Linked DNA regions of Homo sapiens: region 2 is linked to region 1. Evidence: read pairs that join two places in POLR2A ChIA-PET (ENCODE). Cell type or tissue: OCI-LY7. All regions are shown on one strand. Each heading gives the region's core, and the rest is flanking DNA. Links, peaks and the distances in the headings are about the cores only.

Region 1 (5,705 bases), core at 1-4,000:
GGAAATAAAATCTACCTATAAAATCCAGGTAAATATCTGATACTGGCACACAGGTTGGAGCAGAGAAAGAGGAAACATAGAGGTGCCAAAGGAACAAAGTAAGTCCATTGATACGTTCTTGCCTATCTCTCCTCCAAATCAATGGGCACAAACTGTGGCTGGTCTACCTGTGTGGGTTCTGTTCTCTAGATTGGAGGGATGAAGACAAGTTCTTGACTCTATGTTGAGGCCAGTTGAAAAATGAGGGAGAATAAAACCATGAACGAAACAAGAAAGAAACAAAACAGAAGAGGAATGAAAAAGTAAGTTGGTTGCTGTACAAGAGATAAAACGGACTGCAAAAAGAAAAAAAAAGCTAATGCTCGCTGGGTGCGGTGGCTCACACCTGTAAACCCAGCTCTTTGGGAGGCCGAGGCAGGAGAATCACCTGAGGTCAGGAGTTCGAGACCAGCCTGCCTAACATGGTGAAACCCCATCTCCACTAAAAATACAAAAATTAGCTGGGCGTAGTGGCAGGTGCCTGTAATCCCAGCTACTCGGGGGGCTGAGGCAGGAGAATCACGTGAACTCGGGAGGCGGAGGTTGCAGTGAGCCGAGATCGCTCCATTGCACTCCAGCCTGGGTGACAAGAGTGAAACTCCATCTTAAAAAAAAAAAAAAAAAAAGCTAATGCTAAGAAAGGTGAATAATAGGTTCAACTGTATGCCATTCCATGAACATGGGCCCAAAAGGACGAGGCCATGCCCCACTGGGCACTTGATGATTATGTGGCTACCACAGGGACAACATAGAACACAGAAGTAATACTGGAGCCCTTGGCTTTGTAACACATTTTAATTAAGGTACTTCTTTCTGACAAGAAAACAATTAAAATTAAAATAGGTAGGGAAAGAACATTCATTTTCACCAGATCAGCATTTTGTGAAAGGTGATATAAGTGTATACCTGTGGATGTACTGGGTGATTTTGTGAAAATGATTCGGTTTCATGTTTTGCTTTATGCTATAAAGTACTCTTGAAAATAATAATCATCTTCACTCTGTCAAAAGTGAAGTTAGCATGAAAATGAGGTAGAAAGAAACTATAAAGAAGTAAATTTTTCCCATTTTTATTTGAAATAATGTAATCACAGAGCAAATTGCTGAGGTTTTCTCTAATTGCTTTAGTCTTATACTTTTGATCTCATCAGAGCTCCAATATTTTTATGTGTTCCTTGTTCTTAAAAATAATTGCAGTTGTTCTAATTCTTATTTTTAAAAAAAGGACAACTAGGGGTAAATATTTTGTCAACTGTCAAGAGAACAATCCTACTAAGTCAATAGGTGGAATCTATAAAAGGAGTCTATTTATTAGTTTCCCTTCTCATGTATCATTTACAGAATTGTCTTCATTTCAATTGAATAATTAAAGAATCAGAACTGGCTGGCTCTGTCTTTAATTCCTTTTATAAAACCAGAACTTGACCCAGTAAAAATGTATTCTGAGTCCTAATAACTATAGACCTAGCCATGAATAATCTGGGTTCTATGTGAAATTTACAGATCTTAGTCCAGAAACTAAACAGCAGATATGAAAGGAGAAACTGTTGATAAATAAATGAAAAGTATTGAGTTTTCCTCATAAAATTTCTCGAGACAAAAAAAAAGCAATGATCAACAGCAAAGGAGAATGTAATGAAATCATATACATGCAGAAACGTGGACAATTCTTTAATTGTATGCTTTTTAAAAGCTCAAAAAAATTCTTGTTCTGGTTAATTACTGTACTCTGAGTACCCATCTCCTATTTCTTTGCTCTTGAAATTGACCCTGTTCAATTCCTTTTATAAACTTTTCCTATGGCCACATCCACTGCCTAAAACAAGATAGAATACCTTGGGATCTAATAATAAAATAATAGTTCCTTTTTAAGCTCTTGCCATGTGCTAGGCACTGTTCCAACAGTTTTGCATAAATTAGGATAATTTGAACTTTAGACTAGCCTCCTTAGGTACCTTCTGTCATTTTACAGTTGAGACATAGGAACTAACAGGGATTTCATTAAGAAACTTGCTTAAAGTCCCAGACTTAGTGAAGTAGCAGATTGAAGATTAGAAAAGAGGGCTTGAGCAATATTTGGCCACCGAAACCAGATCCATAGGATGTATAACCTCACATTCTCAAATGCTATTGAGAGTTACGTGGTGTTACTCCAAGAGTCACAGCTATGGACTTGTTTCCTTTTTCCTTGTTTAAAATAAACTTTTGTGGGCTCAAATGTGTTTACATTTTTTTTTTTTTTGAGATGGAGTCTCGCTCTGTCACCCAGGTTGGAGTGCAGTGGCACGATCTCGGCTCACTGCAAGCTCCACCTCCCGGGTTCACACCATTCTCCTGCCTCAGCCTCCCATGTAGCTGGGACTACAGGCGACCACCACTACACCCGGCTAATTTTTTTTTTTTTTTTGTATTTTTAGTAGAGACGGGGTTTCACCATGTTAGCCAGGATGGTCTCGATCTCCTGACCTCGGGATCTGCCCGCCTCGGCCTCCTAAAGTGCTGGATGTGTTTCCATTTTGAAAAAAAAAATTCCTCTGTAATCAGATATTTCAGAAAGATGTTTTCTCCCTTTTCATTGAGTTTTCAACCATTTTCAGTTGCATCTAGTATCGGAGGGTAAGGGTTATGAGTACAGGTTCTGGATTAAATTCTCTCATTGTGAAATGGGGATTTTAGTAGAGTACCTATCTCATGGGGTTCTGTAAAGGGTACAGAGATAATGTATCTCATGCACTTAACATAGAAATAATAATAGAGCCAACCCTGTAATCGGCACAATTCCACATACTTTGCAGAGAATAACTCTTTAATACTCAAACTGACTCTCTAAGGAAGGTAGTCTTATTAGCTCTATTTTACAGACAGAAAACAAAGGCAAAGAGAGGTTAACAAACTTGCCAAAGACACAAAGTTGGAGTTAGATCCCAAGTTCATGTTCCTAAACATGACACTATACAGACCCTACTGTGCCTATAATAAGTCTTTAATAAATGTTAGCTCTCTATACACCTCACCTAAAGCTTGCTAAAGAGAATCCTTACTAACTCACTCAATCACAAAGAAGTTAATCCGGTTTATAAACTCCTCTCCATGGCATCAGAAGACAGAAGTTTTGTTGTTGGGTAGTTGCAGGAGCAGAGTCAATACCCTGTCACCAAGGCTGGCCTGGAAAACAAGCTGCAAATGTCCAGAGTGATGCTGCATGGAGGGGGATTCTGAACCAACAGCCAAGAATCCCATTTTCAAGTCCTAACTCTGCCACATGTTTTCTGTGTAACCTTGAGCATGTCACTTAACGACTCAGCTTCAATTTCTCATCTGTAAATCAAGGGGAATGAGACAGGATAAATGGAAAGGGTCTTTTCTACCCTAAAATTTCTGGATTCTATGAGCACAGGGTCTGCATATGTGTCCTTGTTAGATACCAGTGATACATTGTACCAATAGGTTATTCATAGTATTCATACTTCATACCAAGAATGAGACATTCATCACTCTAACTTTCTTGATATTCATAAGCACAAGAAAATTGTTGTGCTTTTGAAGACCTCAAAAAAAGGAATCTAAGGCTAAAGACAAATTTTTTAAGTGTCATAATTTTTTTCAAGAATTAATAGTCATTGTTGTCCATATTCAGTTGTACTGGCTTATTTCCAACAAAATTTCCCTTGCCTACATGGGGCCTGAGATGCTCTAAGCTTTCAGAAGGACAGAAATGAATAAAAGCATTTTTCCTAAAGAACAGAAGAATCATCTTAAGTGGGCATATGTGAACTATCTAGTTTCCCAATTACTGGCAAACAATTTTAATCTTGGACTGCCCTCCTTGCCATACAAGTATTGTATTACTTGGCCCCTGTATTAGTTTTCTATTTGTTGATATAACAAACTACCACAAATGTAGTGGCTTAAAACAATATAATTTTTTTATCTGACAGTTCTGTAGGTCAGAATTCCAATACCAGCTCACTAGACTAAGTTCAAGGTGTCAGCAGAGTCATGTTCCTTCCTGGAGACTCTAGGGAAGAATCTGTTTCCTTGTTTCATCCAGCTTCTAGAGGCGACCCATACACCTTGGTTCATGGACGCCTTCCTCCAACTTCACAGTTGGCAGCATAGCATCTCTCTAATGAGGGATGGTTTCAGGATGAAACTATTCCACCTCAGGTCATCAGGAATTAGAGTCTCATAAGGAGCATGCAACCTAGATCCCCAACATGTGCAGTTCACAGTAGGGTTCATGCTGCTATGAGAATCCAATGCCATGCTGGTCTGATAGGAGGCAGAGCTCAGGCAGTAATGCTTGCCTGCTGCTTACCTCATGTAGTGCAGCCAGGTTTCCAACAGACCACAGACAGGTACCAGTCCTTGGCGTGGGGGTTGGGGACTTATGAGAATCATGTTTCTATCAGTTGTTATGGCCCATTATCTGCTCACTTGTTCTCTCCATTTGCATAGATAATTGACATTTGACATTTGGTAAGATTTTCTTTAGTTTCTTTTCTGGATAAACGTATCACTTTTGTATGTTTTGTGATACTTAGGACATAATGATGTCATCCAAGCCAACAAGCCATGCTGAAGTAAATGAAACCATACCCAACCCTTACCCACCAAGCAGCTTTATGGCTCCTGGATTTCAACAGCCTCTGGGTTCAATCAACTTAGAAAACCAAGCTCAGGGTGCTCAGCGTGCTCAGCCCTACGGCATCACATCTCCGGGAATCTTTGCTAGCAGTCAACCGGGTCAAGGAAATATACAAATGATAAATCCAAGTGTGGGAACAGCAGTAATGAACTTTAAAGAAGAAGCAAAGGCACTAGGGGTAAGTCTATTTACTACCAGAATTTTAATTTCACATTTGCAAGGTCTTCTTATAAGTTATAGGAGAGTATCATCCAATTGCTAAAAAGTTCTGAACGTTATTCTGAAATTATCTCTTTTAGACAGAAATATTTAGTCTGCCTATAGACTTTCCCTTGAGTTCATTTCATTTTAGATCAAGCAAAAATATAACAAGACACAGAGGAGCCTCCCTAGCTGGAGAATTTGGTAATATTGACGTGACAGAAGCACTGTTACATCTAGCTTGATCTCATTTCTTCAAAGGACTTTTTGGACAATCTCAATCCCATCTCTGGATTAGTTACAAGTCTGGTTTTTGCATAAAGGTGAATTTACATAACAATGAACAATGATGGCTGCCCCCAGAAAAGGAAACTACAAATGGGCAGTCTGGGAAAGGCTGAGTGTGAAAGAATTGGGGGACATTCCATCTGCTATGCCTCTTTCACCAATACCCTTAGAGATGCTACAGTTTAACTGTCACCTTACTTCTACAAAGGAGACTCTGAACTGACTGCCTTGTTTCTGTAGGCATTGTAAAAACAAAAATGCCCTACTTGTAAGAAAATTCCACCTGCCTAGGTAGAATTGTTAGTCCCTTCTCCGTGCTTTCCAAATACATCATTCATCCCGCTAGCACAATTCCACCAAATTATATTAAGTCTCTCCCTGTGAATAGCTCAAAATGCTCTGCTGGAGCATTCCGTAAATGAATGCTCATTATGTGCCAGAAACTCTTCTAGCCATCTTACTATGTATTTCAAGTTGTGATGTTTTAGGGAAGTAAAAATGAGCATAAGTTCTCCTGCAGCAGCCTATTT
Region 2 (5,705 bases), core at 674-4,673, 92 kb before region 1:
AGTGACAGAGTTCTCATTTTCCTGAGGTGGTACTAGGCTCTACGATCATGGGAAATGAGGGACTCTGATAACTACACTAGATATCAGTCCCCATATCAGCCTTTAGAGGGGTCTTCCTTGAGAAAGTCTCCCTTCACCTGCTCAGAACAGGCACAGCTCCTCCTCTTCTCTTCAAGGCCCAGAGCTCAGGAATCTCTTTTTGGAGCCCCAGCCGGATCAAACATCTGGTCCTCTGGATCTTAGAGGAGCCTGCCTGTCCCAGTTGGCCCTGGCAGAGAGCGCTTGTTCAGTGCTGAGCAAATCCAGCACAAAGTTTCTTCCTACCCTACCTACGCCTACCTTCCCTACTCCCTGATGCTCAGGTGGAAAAACGGGATGGTCTTGGAGATTCACAAACAGATATTTTGCAAATCCAAGGGAAATTATACTGCAAGGTGGTCAAACACATCACCTGTTAACTTTTGTCTCTTGTCTTCTTAACAGTTTATTCTTACAGGATACCTCACAGTAACCGATAAGAAATCAAAACTTCTGGTAAGCCACTTAAACTACATAAAATTTAAAATCTTCTATTTGTTTTATATCATCTTTATGTATGAAGCCTTTAGTAATAAAGTTACCTTTCAGGAAAATCTGTATGCATCAAAGTTGCAGTTCAGATCATTCCTATTTGCCAGTGCCACTGTTTGCCTGACAGACATTCTTACACTTGTTCCCATTTCCCTGGTCAAGTAAACTAAAAGAGTTGTTTATTGGAAACCATTCTGCATCCCTGTAATTCATTGTTTGTAATTAGGGGTAATTCCCTGCCCTGCACCCCCCAGGACCCAGAAATATTGGACAACATCTGAAGACATTTTTGGTCATTACAACTGGTGTTATTGGCAACAAGTGAGTAGAGGCCAGGGACATTTCTAAGCATCTAAAATGCACAAGGCAGCCTCCCCCCAACACAAAAATTATCCAACAAAAAATGTTTATAGTACCAAGGTTGAGAAACCTTGCTCTAACCAAAACCAATCCTAAGCTCTCACTAATTCTTCCTCCCAATCCTAGCCCTATCTCCAATACCAACCGAGGCTTTTCTTTAGATCCTGCCCAAGGTCTGGAAGAAAGAGTTTGGGCATCAATGCTGGATTGTTCTAGGATTGAACCAAGGCTATCACTCACTTCTGTGTTAACCTGAAGGGAAAAGTGCCTACTTCTAAGGGTTATTTTGAGAGTTTAATGAGACATTACTGATAAAAGGCAAGATGATGCTTAAATGTTCATACTCCTTTCTAACCACTCTGATCTTGTTTAAGGTCCTGGGGATGTGGGCCTCTCTGAAAGTCAGTTGAACTCTGTTCTTATGGTCCTCTGCCAGTTTCCTCTAGGGATAGTTACAAGGCATAGAGACATTCTGAGGGGAGGGCAGATAAATGTTTCCATCCCTGCTTATGGAAATACATGCAGACAATGCAGATGAAGCCCCAAATGCTGTTCTCCCTGTATTGACTTCCTTCCAGAGCTGAGAAATAAACTATGGGTAAGGAAAACCTACTCCTGACTCACTGAGAGCTATGCAGATGGAGGTGTGCAGGAATGATGGAGGCAGGATGCTGAACCAGGCATCAGAAGACCTGGCTTTTCATCACAGCCCTTCCACAAACCGTGAAAGTGATTGCTCACAGTCACTTACTTCCTTAATTCCATTTATCTGTAAAATGTGGATAACAACAAGTGTCCTTCCTACAGCACAAAAGTATAATGAGAATCAGAAGAGACTAGGCTGGGCATGTTCTTTGTAAAGCCCAATACACATGAGGGATTGATTATCTAGAGATCTTAGTCTATAAAATGTCCTATGGGAGCCAAAATAGAGCCTTGAGAAAACAAGGGGACTAAAGACCAAGAGAGAGATGGCCTATCTATATGTTCCTGTGCATTTTCTGCCAAAGTGCCTATTTGCAATAAAAACCTGGGATTGAGGTAAACATTAAGTCACAAGTACACTTCTGAGGTTTGCCACACCAAGCCACAAACTTCCAGAAAGGACTGGCTGTGTAAAGGCATCATTGTATTTTCCACCACGGTAGTCATAACACAATCAATAAAGGTACAGCAAATACCTGATGAATGGAAATGTGAAGCTTTTCTTTGTTTTTCCTTTAAAAGAGTGATATCAGTCCTGGGAGTGGGTAAGAAGGAAGAAATCAGATGACCCCCTTCCTGTAAAGGAACTCGGATATACCTACCCCACCCACCCACACCCCCCTCCAAAAAAATAAGAATGAATAAAGGGAATTGGGTGGGGCAGTGTGAAATATTTTTATTGCAACAATGAGTTCAAGAAAAAACACCTTTAAACTCCAGTCCAAATAGGTTAACATCTTTAAATGTTAACGATTCTGTTGATTATTGCTTGAATTCTCCCAGGGAATGACTGTAAACCACATGATTGCAGGATGTCACCTCTTTTGTTCATTTTTGTTTCTCCAGGGCCTAATGCAGTACTCACATGTATCTGGTGCACATTAAATATTTATGAAATAAATGAATAAATGGATACTACCCTAAAAGTTAGGTGACACATTCACATTTTTAAAGGCAGAAATTGAGATTCCAGGAGATTAGGTTACTTGCCTAAGGTCCTAGTGAAACTTGGACTTGAAATGAGGTTTCATTTCCAAGCAAAGATATTTGCTAACACATTGTACTGCTTCCAGATTATGAAAGATGGTGGTGATAAAATGAGATAAAATGGGATAAAATGAACATTTTCTTTAGCATTAGCCATAGAGCATCCTTAGCCCATTCTAAAACTTGGTTTGTCTTCTGACTTTAATGAGTTAGAATTTAGTTTATTAAGCCTTCCAATCATACTGACCTGATGGAACAACTCTTCCCTGAGAAGTATCTGGAAAGATAAAAGCACTAAAAATTTCTTACAAGATATTTTTGCTTTGGTTTCGATCTTATTTATTTTATCATTTTTAAACTATCTTTCAGGGTCAAGGTGTCACGGGCATGAATGTTATCAGCTCCTTGGTTGCGATAACTGGGATTACTTTCACCATTCTCAGCTACAGACATCAAGACAAGTACTGCCAGATGCCATCCTTTGAAGAAATATGTGTTTTCAGTAGAACTCTTTTCATTGTAAGTGGTCTTATTTTGCATGAAGAATCCCTAAAATCTTCTCTGAACTGTGTCCATGATGTAATGATTCACTGATTTTTATTTTATTAAATGAAGTTGTGTCAGCATTTGAACTGACGGTTGAGAAGGGTACCATGGGGTTACTGTTACAATGGTTAAGGAGCGATATTTTCTGGACTTGAATCCTGTTCACACAAGCTTGTCACCTTGGCCTAATATTGTATTCTCTCTAAGCTTCGGTTTTCCTCAAGTGGAAAATGAACATAATGAGAATGCTTACCTCATGGGTTGTTGTGAGGATTGCTTAAATTAAAACAGTACCTTGCACAGTTAAATAGTCAGTAGGTTTAGCTAATACAATTATTATGGCCATAGATTGAATTAAATTTTACTGTTTCAGCATTAATGAACAAAATGATCTAAAAGTTTGCTCAATAACACTGAGATCAAAATACAGTGGGGGAAGGTATTTAGAAGTCATTTAAAAAAATAAGGATTTTTATAAGCTTAAGACATACATTATTTCACATAATTGTGGCAATTTTATTCATTAAAGCAGATGAGAGATCTTTTACCAGGAAATGTAGTTGTCTGTGCAATTTAAAGTATTTATCTAACAAGTAATCAGTGACATTATTTTTAAGCATGTCAGTGACTCCAATAGGCCTTTCTCTCTAGTTCCCTAAGCAAGTCCTGGGGTTTTATTTTATTCCTACCAGCTATATCTTGAAGCATGGGTTCTATAATTTGAAGAATATTTGAATCCGTTAGAAGGGAAATAAAGTGGAATCACAGAAAATGGTCTTCCTCAGTAAATAAGAAATGAGAAGTTAGTTCCTGAATACAAGAGGTAATTTAATCCTCACAATCACTCAGTGAAATGGTCCCAGGGACTCTCTCATGTGTTCTGAGATAAATTCTAAAATTAGACTCATGATAGATTACTAAAGAAAGCCAGAAAACAACATAAGCGATAAAACCCTGTCCTAACTGGGCCAAGAACATGATACAACATTATAATTCTTGGCCATTGCTGAATGGACAGGAGGCAACTACTGTTTGTTATGTTCGTATATACGAGGAAGAACTTGTATATACCCGAAAGGGTTAAATCTCCAGATATATGAAATTCCGTATTTCCTGCTGTCCATGGATGGGTATTGCAAGATTAGTTACCTGCATACAGAACCATGAACAATCTCTTCCTAGTTCTCACTTACATAACTTAACAATTTCTTGCTGTAACCCAAACATCATAAGCTAAAAGAGCCAGAACAGTGGGCTTTAGATGTCTCTTGGGCTGACCCCTGTCCTAAAGACCAATCTATTGTCTATACTGTGGCTAGAGTAATCATTTAAAAATGTAAATCTGAGCCATTACTTAATGGCTTCCTGTAAAACGTATGATGATTAAGACCCAAATCTTAACAGCCTTACCAAACCCTGTAACACCTATCCTACCTATCTTTCCAACATTATTCCAGGACTTCATCCTTCTCACTCCTCCACACTCCAGCCACTTCCTATAATCCCTTAATGTGTCAAGTATCCACGGCCCCAAGATGATCAGAGGATCAGCTTCTTCCGGCTTTGAACCGTCACCAGGCCAGTTATACAATTAACTCATCCTCATACTTAAATCTCAACTGAAATACCACTTCTTTAAGGAAGTTCTTCCTGACCTCACCTCTATGCTCATATCTGCATAGATCCCCCATTAGAGTAGCGCATAGCTCCCAATCCTTCTTCACAGCATTTATCACAATTTAGTTAGGTAAATAATTATCTAATTACTTGTTATTGTCTGCCTCCCTTACCATGATGTAAGTTCTACAAAATCCAAGACCAGGTATATCTTGTTCAATGGAGAAAGTCAGTAAATTGCATACAATAGGGTCTTCATACATTTCAGTTTTACCAACAAATATTGAATATTTAAGATTTTGGGTGTATTGCAGGGAAACCAAGATTCAGAAACACACAGTTATTTGTTCAAGGTTAAGTGGGACTTTGGACCCACTTTTTTTTTTTTTTGAGATGGAGTTTTGCTCTTGTTGCCCAGGTTTGGAGTGCAATGGCACAATCTCGGCTCACCACAACCTCCGCCTCCTAGGTTCAAGCAATTCTCCTGCCTCAGCCTCCCGAGTAGCTGGGATTACAGGCATGCACCACCAGGCCCAGCTAATTTTGTATTTTTAGTAGAGACGGGGTTTCTCCATGTTGGTCAGGCTGGTCGCAAACTCCCAACCTCAGTTAATCCTCCTGCCTTGGCCTCCCAAAGTGCTGGGATTACAGGCGTGAGCCACCGCGCCCGGCCAACCTTGGACTCACTGTAACTCAGGTCTTTCTGTCTTCATAGTTTAAACTTTTGAGACACCATAAGGTACCATGTTACTTCTCAATATAAACATTACCTTAAAGCAAAATGGGCAAAATGGCAATCTGTGGGCTATATCCAGCCTGTATATATGTTCTATCTGGCTCTTTAGGGAAAAACAAACAAAATAGGCATTATGGTATCCATGTTCCCACATGACAGCAATTGGCTGGAATTGAGTAATGGA

Evidence for each region. Peaks named below come from ENCODE experiments on the same cell type or tissue, not always from the same donor. Only the 100,000 strongest peaks of a DNase experiment are listed, where the experiment ranks them.
Region 2: POLR2A ChIA-PET joins it to region 1 with 7 read pairs; 2 of 35 experiments call an interaction of 5 or more read pairs at or near these places.

The regions. Positions count from the first base shown.
Region 1 is chr11:60,492,731-60,498,435 of GRCh38, forward strand. MS4A12 (membrane spanning 4-domains A12) reads left to right here and starts at 48. Exons shown (of 7, transcript NM_017716.3): 1 at 48-98; 2 at 4,583-4,864. The coding sequence starts at 4,589. In OCI-LY7, for the core only: no CTCF peak of the experiment used is centred there; no DNase peak of the experiment used is centred there.
Region 2 is chr11:60,399,921-60,405,625 of GRCh38, forward strand. MS4A14 (membrane spanning 4-domains A14) reads left to right here. Exons shown (of 5, transcript NM_032597.5): 3 at 484-534; 4 at 2,992-3,141. Among named protein-coding and RNA genes, the nearest start is that of MS4A14, 6.3 kb to the left of the region's middle. In OCI-LY7, for the core only: no CTCF peak of the experiment used is centred there; no DNase peak of the experiment used is centred there.